Regions from separate parts of the Mus musculus genome. Here region 2 is linked to region 1. The links are chromatin loops, found by intact Hi-C in ENCODE. Cell type or tissue: heart. All regions are shown on one strand.

Region 1 (8,000 bases):
AGGCTCTGACACTAAATCAGGCTGTTGCTTTCCACCTGCAGTGGTCTAAGGTCTTAAGGTAACAAATTTAAATAACTTAGTATACCCGGCTTTCCTAACAACAGCCAACCAAACAAAACTCAGAAAAGGCATTTTCAAGCTAATTCCACTCTTCTACCAAAATCATATGGTGTGATAGACTTCCACATCTGGCAGGGCATAGGTTTGGGACGAGCTTGAGGCTCATGTGCACAAGGCTGAAAACAATTAGCGCTTCTGTATGTGAGACTGGATGACAAGGGAGGACAACCCAAGATTCCTGTGTGGCATGCATGGCTGTCTACCCCAAAACAGACCTGCAGAGCACCTCACTATTGACAGGGACATAGAGTAATGTGGTTGGCATACTTGTGATCCCAGCACTGAGGCAGGAGGATTGCCATGAGTTTAAGGCAAGTCTGGCTATAGAGCGTGACTGTCTCCAATGAGAAAGAAACAGACAGACTACAGTCAGACAGATAGATAGACAGACAGACAAACAGACCAACAGGAGGAGGGAAGGGGACAGGAGAGAAAGAAACAGAGTCAAGAAGTAGTCAGTCTTGCTCTGTGCTGGAAATATTCTTGACTTTGATACCACAGAACACTTATGTCATGCCAGGCACCATGTTAGGAACCAGGACCCAGCAGTACCCAGTCCTAACCTACGTCCCCACAGGGACATCCTTCACACAGTCTATGAGAATGGCTCATTATTAAAATTGCTGTAAAATACAGTGCACAGGGCTGGAGGAATGCCATAGTCTGGAGACTGGCTACTCTGGGGCACTCAGACCTGTTAGCTAGCAAAAATGAACATGTTTTACCCAAACAGGAGCAGGAGAGAGAAGGTTCAGGAGGTTATCTTACCTGCCCCCATACAGTGCAGACTGAGGACCAGCAGCAGCAGCCAGAGTGCAGCCATGTTCCACTCTCTGAAGGTGCAGGAAGGCCAGGCCCCTGGGCACCTCCTGCAAGGGCCTCAGGTTCTCTCCTGCCCCAGCCTGGGCAAATGATCTTCACACACTGAGGTAAATATGGTACCTCTTGCTCAGGCCCCTTGCTCCTTGCTGCCTATGTGGCCCCGAGTCACTCAGCCCCTCCTTTGTACCCACTCACTCAACCAAATCTGGGGTCCTAAAGGGAGTGGTCAGATTAGCTGGGTAGTTAAGTCAGTCCAATCACTAAGTGACTTAGCCTAGCATCATCGGTTAATAGGTAAACCTCATTGTGCCCTGTGCTTTAAGAACAGGACCTTCTAGGTGGTTTCCTGAGGTCCCTGGGGGTGATCGCTGAAGCATTTCCAGGAAATACAACCCTGGCCTGCCCCTGGGTTGACTTTCTCATCTCACACACTTCCAAAAGAAAAAAGAAAAAGAAAAAACAAAAAAACAAAAAACTTCTAGACAACTTTCTTCCTCTCTGAAAGGGACGTTGCCTAGGAGATAGTACATACACCCCTGGTCTGTCCTGTCACTCAGGAGGACACAGGTGGCAGAGGCAAGACTGTAGGGAAGGAAGGAGGTACAGATAGTGTACACAGTTGCCTTGTGTCAGAGCAGGACTGGACGACAGAAAGCAATCCAACCTTAGAGAGCAGGGGCCAGCCTGGAAACCCCATTCCCTCCTGGGCTGCTTACCAAGCCTCCGTTCCTCCTAGGCTGTAGGAGCTGCTTTGGGAGCCAGGACGCCCTATCTTCCTGCACTCGCGCATCTCTGGGGCAGTTCTACTGAAGCTCTTGGTCAAAAGCTGACCTCAGGCCCAAGCTCAAGCGTCTTCCCCTCCAGAGTCTCTGCTTCCCTGAGTGTGCCCTGCCCCATGCTCCGCTCTGTTGAGCTGACCTCTGGATTAGGAAGATGCTATAGTAGAGATGTGGTGCCCCTACTATTCTCCTGGAAAGGACATTATCTACTGGTGACACTTGAGTGTGTTTGCACATGTGCACAGGTGTTCCTGTGTGTGGGTGCTTGTGTGTATACAGCATGCATGCACCTATGTGCAAATGTGTGCAGAGGCCACAGGAACACCTTCCACCTTATTGGTTGTTGTTTTTTGAGACAGGGTCTCTTGATGACCTGGAGCTGGCCAGGTAGGCTGGGCTAGCTAGCCGGAAGCCCGGGGACACACCTGCCTCTGCCTCTGCCTCTGCAGCAATGGAACCACAGCTGTGCACAGACATGTCAGGCTTTTTTGTGGCGTTTTGTTTTGTTTGTATTGTATGTTTTTGTTTTAATGTGGGTCCTGGGGATTGAACTCAGATACTCCCAATTGTGCAGCAAGCAGTTTACCAACCTAGCCATCTCCCCAATCTTAGTGCACTTTTCTTTTTGTGCTAAGAATTCAACCCAGAGCCTCATACACAATAGGATAGATTTTAAATGGCAAGTGCATCTTTTGTTGGACTGTGAATTGCAAAACTGATAGTGTCTTCTATGCCTATAGAAATCTTACATTGATCTCATAAACACACAAACACACACACATGTGCATATATACATACATACACATATAGGCATACACATATACAAACATACATACACCATACATACACCCCACAGTCACACACACTCACAGACACACAGACTCACGGACGTGTCCTCCTCTCTCTCTCTCTCTCTCTCTCTCTCTCTCTCTCTCTCTCTCTCTCTCTCTCTCCTGGGCTGGGAAGAACCCAGATAACCGAAGTTGGTGACACTTCTGCTGAGAAAAAGGGGAAGAGAGGAGCCACAGTCACCCCAACCCCCTCAAAGGCTTACTCCACCCTCCTCCGCCCCCCAACCCACTCCACCCCCCCACCCCCCCACACACACCTGCTCATTTGCAGAGCTCCGTCTGCTCCAGGAGTCCCATCTCTTTTACCTTCTCTTAAGACAGCTCCAAAACAATACAAGTGACTCCCAGCCTCCAAGCCCTCTTTTCCTGGTATGCCTTTCTTCTGTTGCAGGAATCCAGTCTTGACCCCATCTCTGAGCCTACTACCTGTAGCCTAGAGAGAAGGCCTGCAGAGCCTCACTTGGGCACCCTCCCCCTCATGGGCGTGGCCACGGCAGTGGGACTGAGTGGAGTCCCCTCCGGGAGTCTAGCTCTCTGCTCCAGTAGTCAAGGAGATGTGAAACCTCTTGAGACACCACAGGAAGCCGTAGGAGAGGATTTCACTTCCATATTCATGTGAACATGTACGGAGGGTTTTAGAGTCAAAACGGAAGCCCCAGAGACCTGTGCTCAGCAAAGCGGTTCCTTCTACACACACACACACACACACACACACACAGAGGGCTTCTGTTTACCAGCACAGCTAGCAATAGGGCCTCCAGTCAGGGTCCCATGGACCATTCTTTGAAGGCTACTACTTGAACACACACACACACACACACACAGTCCTCATCTTTCCTGCCTCTCCACCTGGCCTGGCTCCCACATGCCTGCAGTGGGCTAACACTGAGGGTTTGTGCCAAGCATTATAGGTAATTCACAGGAGAGGAAGGCAGTACTGCCTAGTTCTGACTCCCCTTCGCCCCCGAGCCTGGCAGTACTGGATGGAGTTAATGGAGTTCCACAAGGAGATGGGGGTCACTGGAAACAGAAACGTGTGCCAATATTGATACTGTCACTGGAGTTGACATTACGGGAAGTCACACATGTGGCCCTGTGTTTTCCGTGGGACGGTGGCCTTAACCATATGAGTTTCTTCTAGGCATTTCCTAAATTCATCCCATGTAAGCCCTCTGCTTCCTCTTCTGCACAGATGGTTTTAATTCAAGGCCACATTTTGTGACAGAAGAAAAAAAAATGCTGGACCAGTCAATCACTTGTCCACAGTGGCTTTCGGAGCCAAAACTAAATAATTTTATTCAGAGAATCAACTGTATGTATATGTCACTGGAGAGTGACCAACTGGAAGCCTCTTTTTTTTCTTTTTTTTTTTTTGAGACAGAGCCTCACTACGCAGCATAGGATGGCTTTTAGCTTTGGCAATGTTCCTGCCTCAGCCTCCCAGATGCTGGGAGTGCAGGCGTGTCCCACAATGCACAGCAGAAGGTACTTTCAGCATCTATTCTGTCCTAAGTTGTTGCACGGAGTATCATGTTCCCAGAAATCATAAGAAAAAGCTGAACATACAGTTCAAAACATTGACGGAATGGTGTGCTGGAATCCCCGAGTCCCAGTGCTTCAGGTGGGAGCCAGAGGTCAGGGATCAAGGTCATCTCAGATACATGAGATTCTGTCTCAGGACTGTCTGAATCAGTAACTGAAAGAAGCCCGTGGAAAGGTGCTTAGCTTCACGATCACTACACAAAAAGCCGATGCCACGAGAGCCTGCCGGCACCCACCCCATCGCCAGTGACTCTGGGTGATAGTGGGGACAAAAGCAGCTCTAATAGCTGCTCTCTGACCTCTGAAGAGGAGATTACAAGATTGTTGGTTACATACACACACACACACACACAAACACACACACATATATATATGTATATATATATGTATATATATACATATATATATGGAGAGAGAGAGAGAGGGAGTGAGAGAGATGTAAAATGTGTAAAATCAGGAAACAAGAAAACAAGAAAGTGTCCCTTAGGAAGTCCTGAGAATTCTAAGAAAGATAGAGCAGGGCTGGGGGTGGCAGCCGGAGCTGAGTGTGGGATGGCCCTGCAGTTGGTTGACATGGGAACAAGCCACAAAGCAGACAGGCATGGTTCTGTGAGGGAAGAATGAGGAACGAGGGCTGCCCAGGAATGCGCTTTCTGCTGGCAACCACCTCTGCTCTCAAAGGTACCAACCACATCCAGGCCATCCCAGCAAGAGGATCAGGAATTCAAACTTATCCTGAGCTAAATCGGGAGTTCAAGGCCAGCCTGGGCTACATGAGACTTTAACTCAAAGAAAAGGGAAAGAGAACACTAGGCTAAAGTCAGCTTTTGATGCCTCTAGTTAAGGGGTCCTAGAACCCCCACCCTAATGCACTCAACCTTATCCAGTCTCAAAGCTAAGCAGAGTCGGCCTGGCTCTTACTTGGATGCAAGAATGGCTGAGGAAAGAGGCTAACAGGGTGGTGCCTGCCTGCAATCCCAGCAGCTGGGAGGGGTGGAAGCAGAGGACCAGGATGGGGGTGGGGGAGATCATCTCAGCTACACAGCAAACTGGAGGCCAGCTGGGGAGCGAGTGGCACACATATCACTCAATGGGTGAGCATCTAATCTAAGCCCATCCTCTAAGGTCCAGAGAGAGGAGTTAGCTAGAGCTAAGGACAGCAGGTGAACACCTGGAAAAGTGCCACATCTTTAGTCCCAGCAGTTGGGAGGCAGAGGCAGTAAATTTCTTGTATGTTTGAGATCAGCCTGGTCTACGTGGTAAGTTCCAGGTTGGGCAGAGCCATACAGTGAGACCTCCGTCAGTTTTCCGTTTTGATTGGAAGGAAATTGCTGGGTACATTTGAAGAAGAACAGAAACTAGGAAAATGTAGAAAAGGATGTGGACCAGATCCACACAGGTAAAATGAGAATAAAAACAAAAGTATCTCCAAGGGAGAAAATCAAAATACTAAAGATAGAGTCAAAAGTCTAACAGGGGGCTGGAGAGATGGCTCAGTGGTCCAGAGTACAGTCTGCTCTTCCAAAAGATCTAAGTTTGTTTCCCAGTATGCATGTGGCTGCTTACAACCATGTGTGATCCCAGAACCAGGGGATCTGATATCTTTTCCTTGCTTCTGAAGGCACCAGACATGTATGTGTACACATACATTATAGGCAGGCAAAACACCCCCACTCACACAAGTAGTTTGTTTGTTTGTTTGTTTAAATGAAGGCAGAGGAAAGTTCCTGATGTCACTAAGCTCTGTGGCACTGCAGACCGTTGGTGACAATGCTGTTATCCTGCCCTTTCTCCGTGTGAAACTGCTCTCAGCAGTCCCCAGGTTAAGATCACAGAAGGACTGGGGTGCTGATAAGTGGCTGGAGCACTTACCCAGCATGCACGAGGGGCTGGGGAGATCGCTCTTGCCACACAAGCATGAGGGCCAGAATTTAATACCCAGAAGCCATGGAGAGGCCAGGAATACATGTCGGGCATTAGTAATCCCAGCCTCTAGCCAGGAAGTGGGCTCTGGGTTTGAATGAGACTGTCGTGGTGAGTGAGGTGGAAGATGGATGGAGGATGGAAGATTCCTAGTGTTTACCTCCCACAAGGCTGTGCATCCATACTCATGCAAAAACATCACAAGCATGAGTAAGTTAATAATCGTTAGGTTTATAACAACGCTACAAGGGAGCCACGGCTGTTACCATCCTTTACGGAAAGTTGACACGAAGGCACAGAGACAGTAAGTCACTCACTGAAGAGCACACAGGGAAACTGACAGTCATGCATTCCCGAGGGCTTTATCAGTACACACTCTGCTCTTAGAAATGACGTGGTCGGAGAAAAGAGCCGGAGCCCGGGAAGAACTGGATGATGTACGTCCCTTAGACTATGATGCGATATGAAAAACGGAGGTGGCCTCACCAATAGCAAACTAATTCTGTGAGTTAGCCTTAACCACCTCCGCAACAACTCCCGTGTCCCACAGAAAGCAAGGAATAAACTGTGTGTGAAACAGTTTAGCAGCAGCAGTCCTGTGCCGCTGGCTCCCACCATCTGCCCGGGACAGAGCCGCACAGGCGCCTTAGGAAAGAAAGTTCAAGAGGCCGTTGGACGGGTTGGTGAAGGAACCCGAGCTTCTTCACCCTCACCGGCTGTTCCCACTTCACTTCAGGGACTTAGAGAGTTTGTCTGCGCAGAACTGGTCTGACCAATCAAAAGAGCAGCTAGAGGCTGGAGGCGGGAGCATACCGCCCGGAGCTCCAGTTTTCCCAGGTACCCGAGGGGTGGAGGGAGCTAGATATTCCTCAAGGCAGAAGCCATAAACGGGGTCACTGGCAACAAAGCATAGGGGGAACCAAAAAAAACACATACAATTTCCTCAACTGCTTTGTGAGCCGATTATTGGAAACTCTGCCTTCCCATGAGGAAGCTGATGGGATAAAAGGCACCGTCAGCTCCGCTGAGACCAGGGAACCCGAGCTTGGCTGAGGAGAGGGGTTTTCCCGTTTCCCTCCCTAATGAGCTGTGTCCAGGTTAAGGCATGCTGAACCTGAAGTGACAAGCCACTCAGGTCAGATCCAGAAGCAAATTCCAGGAGTTAAAAAGAAGGTACAGTGGGCTGGGGTGTGCTTAGGGGTAGACACTTGTCTAGTACGTGGAGGGAGAGGTCACGCTGACATTAAGAAATGAAGTTTATTTCCTGGAAGAGGGAAGGTATAAGGTAGTGGTTAGGTGGAGCCTGGGGCTCCTGATGAAGGCTCTTCTGGATGCAAGTCCAGGGACAGCGGAACCCTCAGCTGAGACACCTGCACGCTGGCACACACCCTGAGGGATCCCTGGGACTTCGGCTCCGATGAGAGACCTTGGGTAGTCACGAGATGCCTGGACATCCCCGCTGGCCTGGCCTGTGCTGTTCCAAGATCTCCTTGAGAAGAATCAGTCTGAAGAGAGAGCAGAGTGCAGGGAAGTCACCATAAGGAGCCTCTCCCTTCCTCAAGTGTCTCCCCCCTGCCCCTCACAGAACTCCCAACGGAGTGCTGACTCTCCTTGTTCTCAGATCCCCTCTTCCCCTACTCCAAGCTGTTTCTGTGCTCCCAAATAACTGTGTCTGTAACAGGGTCCCCAGCTACCAGGAAAGAGTATACAGGCCAAGTGGAGAATCCTGGCACACACTGACACGGCACTCTTGTCCCAGGTTCCCTGACCTTCCCCGGTGACTTACCACCTGAGCACGGTCTCTGGGAGCAGAGGAAGAAGACAATGCCCATGATGGTGCCTAGCACACCGAGGCCAAAGGCCACACCACACAGGGCATTCTCTAGGAGATCCGAAGGCAGGGCGTTCTGGGGTACTAGAGCAGAAAGGCAGAAGTCATCCTGGAGGCCCAACTGGGGAGCAC
Region 2 (8,000 bases), 410 kb before region 1:
CTTGAACTCATGGCCCCCTGACTCTCATTCTGTCTCTCAAGCACCAGCATGGTACTGTAAGCCTCACCTCCCACTTCGGGCCTTCTTGAGAAGGGGTTTACTTCTCAGCAAAGCAAGTTTGGCGAGGTCCCCTGACCACTCCCATGGCTTCTCCTGTGTCCCAGGAATTCTACAGAAGTATTTTCAATGCATCAAAAATTATCGAGGCTCTTCAGAAAAGGCCATTCAATTTTATTGTAAACAGAAAAGGAAGTGGTGCCAGACAAAAGCTGGCATTTCCGCACCCTTTCCTGCAGGACCCAGGAGCTGGCATTTCCGCACCCTTTCCTGCAGGACCCAGGAGCCGGTCAGTCTCCCCGCACTGCCCAGTGAATCTTTCTGTCCAGGGAATGGAAATGTTTTCTGTCGGAGACTGCAGACTGAGGGCCCTGAGTTTTGGATTTTAATTTATCTGAGGCAAGATCTCTTGTAGCTCATCTCACACTTAACCTGAGGATGACCTCGCACCAATCCTTCTGCCTCTGGCTCCCAGTCACTGGGACTCCAGGGTTACACAACCTGGGCTGTGAGGTGCTGGGGAGCTGGGGAGCAAACCCGAGACTCTATGCCCAAGGCAAACCTTCCGAGCCACATTTCCAGCCTATATATACTCAATTCAACATTACCTTTTTAAAATCTAATTTTATGTGTCTGGGTGTTTGCCTGGGTGTTTGTGCACCTACTACTACCCGACGAGGCCAGAAGAGGGTGTCACAGCTCCTGAAATTGGAGCTATAGATGGTTATGAATCGCCATGTTGGGAATCGAACCTACATGCTCTGGAAGAGAAGCCAGCACTCTGAGCCATCTCTCCAGGCCCCTTTGATTTATTTTTGAGACAGGAGCTCATGTAGCCCAGGCTGGCCTCGAACTCATGGAGGAGCTTAGGATGATGCTGTATTTCAGATCCTTTTTTCTGCATCCCTGGTCCTGCTATCACCTAGTAACACCATTCCTGGTTTATGCAGTGCTAAGGTTTGAACCTAGGACTATGCGCTTGTGAGGCACAGTCTACCTCAGCCTTTGTTTCAGTGCTGGGAACAGAATTCAGGGCATTGCCCATAGTGAAGTGCTCTACCACTGAGTTGCACCTCCTCCTCAGTTTTCTTCAATTTAAATGGATTTAAGCAGAACCAGCTGGCTCGTGGCTGTTATACGGAACAGTCGAATGCCATCTCTTTCCTTGGGACAAATGTGGCTTGCGGTGTCCTGTCCTGGTACACATGGATTCTAAGTTATGCCTCTCTCTAGACTGCTGCCGGCTTGTGCATCAGAAGAGACTAGTTAAGGGGTGACGGGGTGAGGGACTCAGTGGTTAGAATATAACATCTGTAGACAATGATTTGGGTGAAATATACCTATTTTCTATGCTTCTACAATCTCAGTAGTCTAAACGTCTTGGGGGTAAAATGGACTGTGAGTGGAAAAGCGTAGGCATCACTGAGTTCCTCCCTCAGCCACGCCCGGTGGCTTCATCTCTGGGGGAATGATGTATTAGTGCAAAGGAACTCGGAGGTGGGGGACTGTTATGCAGGACCTTGTTCTACTAAGCCAGGAGTGAGAAACGCAGTCTGTGTAATGACTGGGATCGGCCCTTTTTATTAACAGAAGTGAGCCATATTCCCTACCTAAGTTCCTAGGTGACCTTTTCCCCACTCAGAGAGGGTTTTAAGCTGTCTCAGCGCAATTCCTTACAGGGGAATCACCCACACCTCATGTGAGGTGCCTGCTGCTCTGGCCTCATGGAGGCTGAGACATGGCCCCTAGGGGATGAGAGTTCTGGGGCTGACCTCACGGTGCTGGTCCCTCAGGACAGTGAGAACCGCAGAACTCTGCCTTCCCACCCCGGCCTCAATGGATCGCAGCAGCAGAAGGCCATGTCCCTCCGATGACCCAGATCCCTTTAAAGTGCAGACTTGGGAAGCTCAAAGCTGCCAGGATAATTTACTGCTCGCCCCAACCGGCACCTAACAGTCCTGACCTGCAAAGACAGGCTGTCCCTGTAACAGGCTGTCCCTGTAACCGCACATGTGTCAACTCAGAAACACCCCTCGAAGGCCCAAGATCCGTTCTTTTGACATGCAGTCATCCTGAAGGCAAGCCTCTGTGTCTCAGTCTCTGTGGGGGACGGGATGCTAAGGTCAGCTAGCACTGCCACAGTGGCCAGCCCTCTCTGCTTTCCCGAGCCACTGAAAGCTGGGTGACTTTCTTGTTCTAACCAAATACCCCAGCAAAGCAACCTGAGGAAGGAAGGAAAGCTTTATTTCAGCCCAAGGTCTGAGGGGATAAAGTCTGTTCCAGCGGAGAAGGAAGACATCAGGAACGTGATTGCTGGTCACATCCTGCTCACAGGCAGGAAGCAAAATGGATGCTCAAGCTCAGCTCACTTCCTCCTGATTTCTTCTGCTGGCTGCCCTGGCTCATGGGACAGGGTGACTGCTTTCAGGGTGGCTCTTCTCTACTCAGTTACGTATCCTCGGAAACACCCTAACGGGCTCTCACAGAGGTGTGTGTCTCCTGGGCGACTCACCATCCAGTCTAGTTGTCAGTGGAGACTGGTCATCGTACCCTGCTTGCTCCCTCTCCTCTGCATACAAAGGAACCAAGCTCTGCTTGTATTGCATGGCCAGCAGGTACAGAAGAGAATCAACTTCCATCACATCAGCTAAACTCCTACGGTGCTTATCTTCAATAGTATAGATGTCTTCCGGAAAGTCTGTCCTAGGAGGGAGAAGGGTGGTTCAGGGAAATGCCCTGTTCCTTAGGGCTGAGAACCAGGTGGGATGGAGTGTCCCTCAACCAGATGGTGCCCCTGCCCTGGTCAGTGAGCTAAGCCAGTACCTTTGAATGTCATGCCTTTTGGCTTCGGCACAGGAGGCAGGGCCAGCCTGGGTCAGGGAGTCTGTGTTGGGTGAAGGAAGGATTGGGAGAGATGAATGAGCTCGTCCCTAAGGGTCCCTGGGTCCTTTGAGTATCAGTTATGTCCTGGGAGACCCATGGCTGGGAGGCTTTTGGGGTTATCTCGTTCTCAGGAAGATTTGTCACACCCTAAGAATAGACTTGAACCGTCTTTGTTGGGCAGACGAGGTCATGGACCGCTTGCGAAACCCTGTTTTAAATCTAGCAGCAATCACGTAAATAGGCAAAAGTTGAAGATACTGCAGATGAGTTTTTTATTCTTTATGGATGGAAAGTAATTTCACTGGCACCTAATATGAGGAAGGAATTAAAAGAAAATCACACATGCGTAAGTCTAAATGTTCGTAAGCATATATGAGTTTCCTCAGCATGACTGACAGGAAGAAATAAAATAAGCAACAAAACAAAACAGACCTCAAAACCATTTGGCCCTCAGTAAATGTCTTCAAGTTCCATCCCAGGGACCCAAAGGGCTTGCGTATCTGCACAGCTTGTCTGGCTTTCGACCACTCTGTTGAGTTTTCCCCAAACACTTGCTGAGTGTAGGGGGCTGTGGAACCAGAGTGCTCTCCCTGCCTCTGGAGGAAGCAAGGTCTTGCAGCTGACTACCTGACTGAGCTGTCCTGTCTCCTCACAGTTTGCTCTCTTTGGCATGTTTGGTTGACATCAATCTCTGGTCTTTCTCAATGGTGGTGATGGTGAGGTGGGTGAGTCTCCATGGTCTCTCATGGCCTTGGGTCAGCTTGCTCTCTTAAGTCCTCAGAGTCTAGCTTGGTGCAGTAAGAGAGTCTGTCTGCTATAAAGGATCTCTGATCACCAGGGTTCTGCCATTCAACTTTCCACAATCATGATGGACAGTTAGGACAGACAAATAGACTTCTCCTTGGACCCATGACCTGGTCACATTGCCATTCTTTCCACAGAGAGCTCATGACCTCTGGGAACTGTCACATTCTGGCCACAAGGGGGCAGCAGAGGGCGAGGAAGCCCAGTCAAGACTTCTGAGGGCATACGTATAAATATATTGCATAATGATACATAATAAAAACGAACCCATATGTATTAATTTTACCTATGTGTATGTGTGTGCATCTTCATGAGTGTGTGTCACATGTGTACAGTTTCCAGCCGAGGCCCCGGAGGGAGTTGGAGGCACTGAAGCTGGAGTTACAGGTGGTTGAAAGCACCTGACAAGGGTGCTGGGATCCTCTGAAAGAGCGTGCCTGATGGCTGAGCCATCTCTCCAGCACCTCACCTAGCACCTAGCACTACCCTTGGGGTAGCCTCTTGCTGGGTCCTGCCAGGCTCTGGTCCCCCTCTGAGATGTGCTGTTCTTCCAACTCCTTTTAAACACTCCTTAAGACTATGATGTTTGGGACTGGTGAGATGGCTCAGCGGTTAAGATTGCCAACTGCTCTTCCAAAGGTCCTGAGTTCAAATCCCAGCAACCACATGGTGGCTCACAACCATCTGTAACGAAATCTGATGCTCTCTTCTGGAGTGTCTGAAGACAGCTACAGTACTTACATATAATAAATAAATATTAAAAATATTAAAAAAGGAATATGATGTTTGAAACTCACGTTCAAAAATATGTACCACAATACAGAGATTATACAAAACAAATGCAGACATGACATCAAAGGAAAGCTCTTGAGTTAAAGTTCAAATCTGAGCCAGTGTCCCCTCCTCCCCTCAGATCCTTGGAGCACTTCCCACATTGATGACCCGCTCTGGCGGTCCTCTGTTGAGCTCACCTGGCTGTAGGTGGAAGACCTAACTCCTGTCAGAGCTTGTCTCTGTGATCCTGTAGCCCTGGATATATACACTGCTAAGCCTCCATCTTACACCAAAGCCCCCCACAGGAACAAAAGAGAAGGTTTCAGAACAGTGACTGTGAGCATGTGCCTGGGTATTTGCCTGTGGCCATTCCTTCACGGAGGCTCTGTGGTAGGAGAGGTCAAGGCCAGCATGCCAGGACTGTTAGAATCTCCCTCCCTGGGCTGCACAAGGCCTTGGCTTCATTGTAAATGAGGATGACCTGGACCCAGCTCCTCATCCTCCTGTCTCTACCTCCTGAGTCCTGGGGATGATAGCTCTATACCACACCTGGTGTTTGCTCTGTTCTTCAGCTAGTAGCCATTCCAGCACTTGACAGCTGTGAGACACCCAGCTTCCAGTGGGAGAGATTGGCAGCAGCACCAGGGAGCACAGTGGCGTTCGCGCCCCAAGGTGGTCTCTGGGTGTTTGTGTCCTCAGCTCCAATCACAGTTAGTACCACACTGCCACACGCCTCGGGCCTGCAGTGCCAGGAGCCTTGACTCTTGAAGAAAGATTGATTTTATTTTCAAATTATGTATATATGGTTGTGCCTAGGTGTGGATCTTTGCAAGTGTGAGTGTAGGTTAATAGGGGGCTAAGTGGGCATCAGTGCCCTGCGGCTGTACTTATGATTGGCTCCAGGGCTTCAGGTGCTCTGAAAGAGCAATGGTCCTCCTTACCTCTGAGCGGTCTCTCCAGCCCCAGGAGCCTTGGCTCTTGAGGCTTGGTGGTTTTCAGAGCTCAAACTGGAGTGGGCAGTTTGTCATTGTTGGATCTTCAAGGCAGTCTGTCTGTCTTCAGCCCCGGCTTCCTGTCCACTCCTTCTGTCCCTCTCCTTCAGCATCTGTGCTCCCTGTGGTTTCTGCCTTGGCTCCTCTCTGGGGCTCCTTAGTTGTCCCCTTGTTACTCCTGCTGCGGTGGCTGTGTGTAGACACCAGGGTTCTCTAAAGGAACAGCATTTATAGGAAGAGACAGACAGAGAGAGAGAGAGAGAGAGAGAGAGAGAGAGAGAGAGAGAGAGAGGACAAAGGGGATTTATTAGAATGACTTCCAGGCTGTGGTCCAGCGAATCCAACGATGGCTGCCTGTGACTCGAAAGCCCACAAATCCCATAGTTGTTCAATCCACAAGGCTGAATGTTTCTCAGATGGTCTTTAGTCCATGTTGGAATCCCAAAGAAGTAGGCTCTGATGCCAGTGGACTTACTAGAAAGGCGAGAGCAGGCAGGCAGAGACCAACGCTTCCTTCTTCCATGTCTTTATGTAGGTTTCCAGCAGAAGGTGTGGACCAGATTAGAAGTGGTTTTTTTCATCTGAAATTGTCTGGATTAGAGATGTGTCTTCCTACCTCAAAACTCAAGTGACAGCTCATGTTGTCACAGATGCAGAACCAGTGCATCCATTGCTGGTGGGAGTGCAAACATGTACAGTCACTTTGGAAACTTTGGCAGTTTCTCTGAAAATTGGAAATAGATGTATCTCACCAAAGAATGGATGAGGAAAATGTGGTACATTTCCACAATGGAGTATCACTCAGCTATTAAAAACAATGCCATCTGGAGGGCAGGGCGGGGGGAGGGTATAGGGGAGTTTGGGGATAGCATTTGAAATGTAAGCGAAGAAAATATCTAATAATAATAATAATAAAAAACAATGACATTGCCGGGCAGTGGTGGCACACACCCTTAATCTCAGCACTTGGGAGGCAGAGGCAAGCGGATTTCTGAGTTCGAGGCCAGCCTGGTCTACAGAGTGAGTTCCAGGACAGCCAGGGCTATACAGAGAAACCTTGTCTCGAAAAACCAACAAAACAAAACAAAACAAAACAAAGAAACAAACAAAAACAATGCCATGATGGAATTTGCAGATATATGGATGGGACTAAAAGGGAGCATTCTGAGTGAGGTAACCCAGACCCAGAAAGACAAACATGGTATGCGCTCACGTTAGCCAGTAAGTAAAGGATGACTATGCTACAGTCCACAGATCCAGAGAGGCTAAGTAACAAGGAGGGCTCAAGTGAGGGCCATAGGAATCTCACTGAGAAGGGGAAACAGAATATACAAGGTGGGTGGGTGTGGGTGGGATGGGGACGTGGGGACTGTATAGGGGTGGGGTGGGTGGGAATGAGAATATAAAGGATCAGGTTGTGAGAGATTGGAGGAAGACAGCACTGAGAGAGACAACTGGAATGAAGTTGGGGGACACCAACATCTCTGTGATAAGCTAGATACCAGAGGCACTGGAAACTACCAAGAATTTCTTATGGTGACATAGCCAAGACTCCTAGCAATGGGGGTTATCAAACCTGAAACAGCCACCTCCTATAACCAGGTAAGACTTGCAAAAGAAGGAATTAAGACACCAATCCAGCCACAAAACCTTAGACCCACAATTTGTCCTGCCTAACAAGATGTGCAGGGGTAAAGATGGAACAGAATTGGAGAGATGAGCCAACCAACGACTGGCACAGCTTGCGATCCAAGTCATTAGAGGAGCCCACCCTTCTATTATTGATGGCAGTATTAATGATACTCTGCTATACTTGTGGACAGGAGCCTAGCATAACCTTCATCAGAGCGGTTTCACCCAGCAAGTGCTGGAAACAGATGCAGAGACCCACAGCTCAGTATTAGGCTGAGCTTTGAGAATCCTGCAGATGATTGAGAAGAAGGATTGTAGGAGCCAGAAGGGACAAGGACACCACAAGAAAACCTTCAGAATCAACTAACATGGGCCCATAGCGGCTCACAGAGACTGAACCGCCAACCACTGAACACGCACAGGATTGACCCTCTGCAATATTTAACAGTTGTGTAGCTTGGTCTTCTTGTGGGACTCCTAACAGCAGCTAAAGGGGCATGTCTCTGACTCTGTTGCCTGCTTCTGGGACCCTACCTCCTACTGGTCTGCCTGTTCTAGCCTCAGTAGGAAAAGGCTAGAACACTAAGTAGCCCTCAACCTGGTATTCCAAGGTCTGTTGATACCCATGGGAGGCCTCCACTTCCCTGAAGAGAAAGGAACAAGGATTTCCTTGGCGACGGATTGTAGGTGAGGTGTGAAGGACTATGGGGAGAGGAGGGAGGGTAAACTGTGGCTAGGATGTAAACTAACTAACTAACTAACTAACTAATAACTAAATACAGGAATTAAAAAAAGTGGATCTCAGCTGGGCAGTGGTGGGTTTTGCTTTAAATCCCTAAAGACATGTGGATCTTTAAG

What was found. Peaks named below come from ENCODE experiments on the same cell type or tissue, not always from the same donor. Only the 100,000 strongest peaks of a DNase experiment are listed, where the experiment ranks them.
Region 2: it touches region 1 in a loop (2.3-fold over the local background); 2 of 42 quality-filtered maps call a loop at or near these places.

What each region holds. Positions count from the first base shown.
Region 1 is chr17:34,138,359-34,146,358 of GRCm38, reverse strand. It overlaps H2-DMa (histocompatibility 2, class II, locus DMa), which reads right to left. Exons shown (of 6, transcript NM_010386.4): 5 at 7,824-7,952; 6 at 7,258-7,542. The coding sequence ends at 7,538. H2-DMb2 (histocompatibility 2, class II, locus Mb2) reads right to left here and starts at 1,110. Exons shown (of 6, transcript NM_010388.5): 1 at 889-1,110. The coding sequence starts at 943. In heart, no CTCF peak of the experiment used is centred here; DNase peaks (open chromatin) are centred at 1,128, 3,128, 3,548, 6,778 and 1 weaker place; H3K4me3 peaks cover 1,441 bases; H3K27me3 peaks cover 4,784 bases.
Region 2 is chr17:34,551,598-34,559,597 of GRCm38, reverse strand. It overlaps Gm31560 (a long non-coding RNA gene), which reads right to left. Exons shown (of 4, transcript XR_003952414.1): 3 at 5,460-5,723; 4 at 2,285-2,760. Among named protein-coding and RNA genes, the nearest start is that of Notch4, 8.7 kb to the left of the region's middle. In heart, a CTCF peak has its summit at 3,924 (motif pointing right); DNase peaks (open chromatin) are centred at 2,007 and 3,927.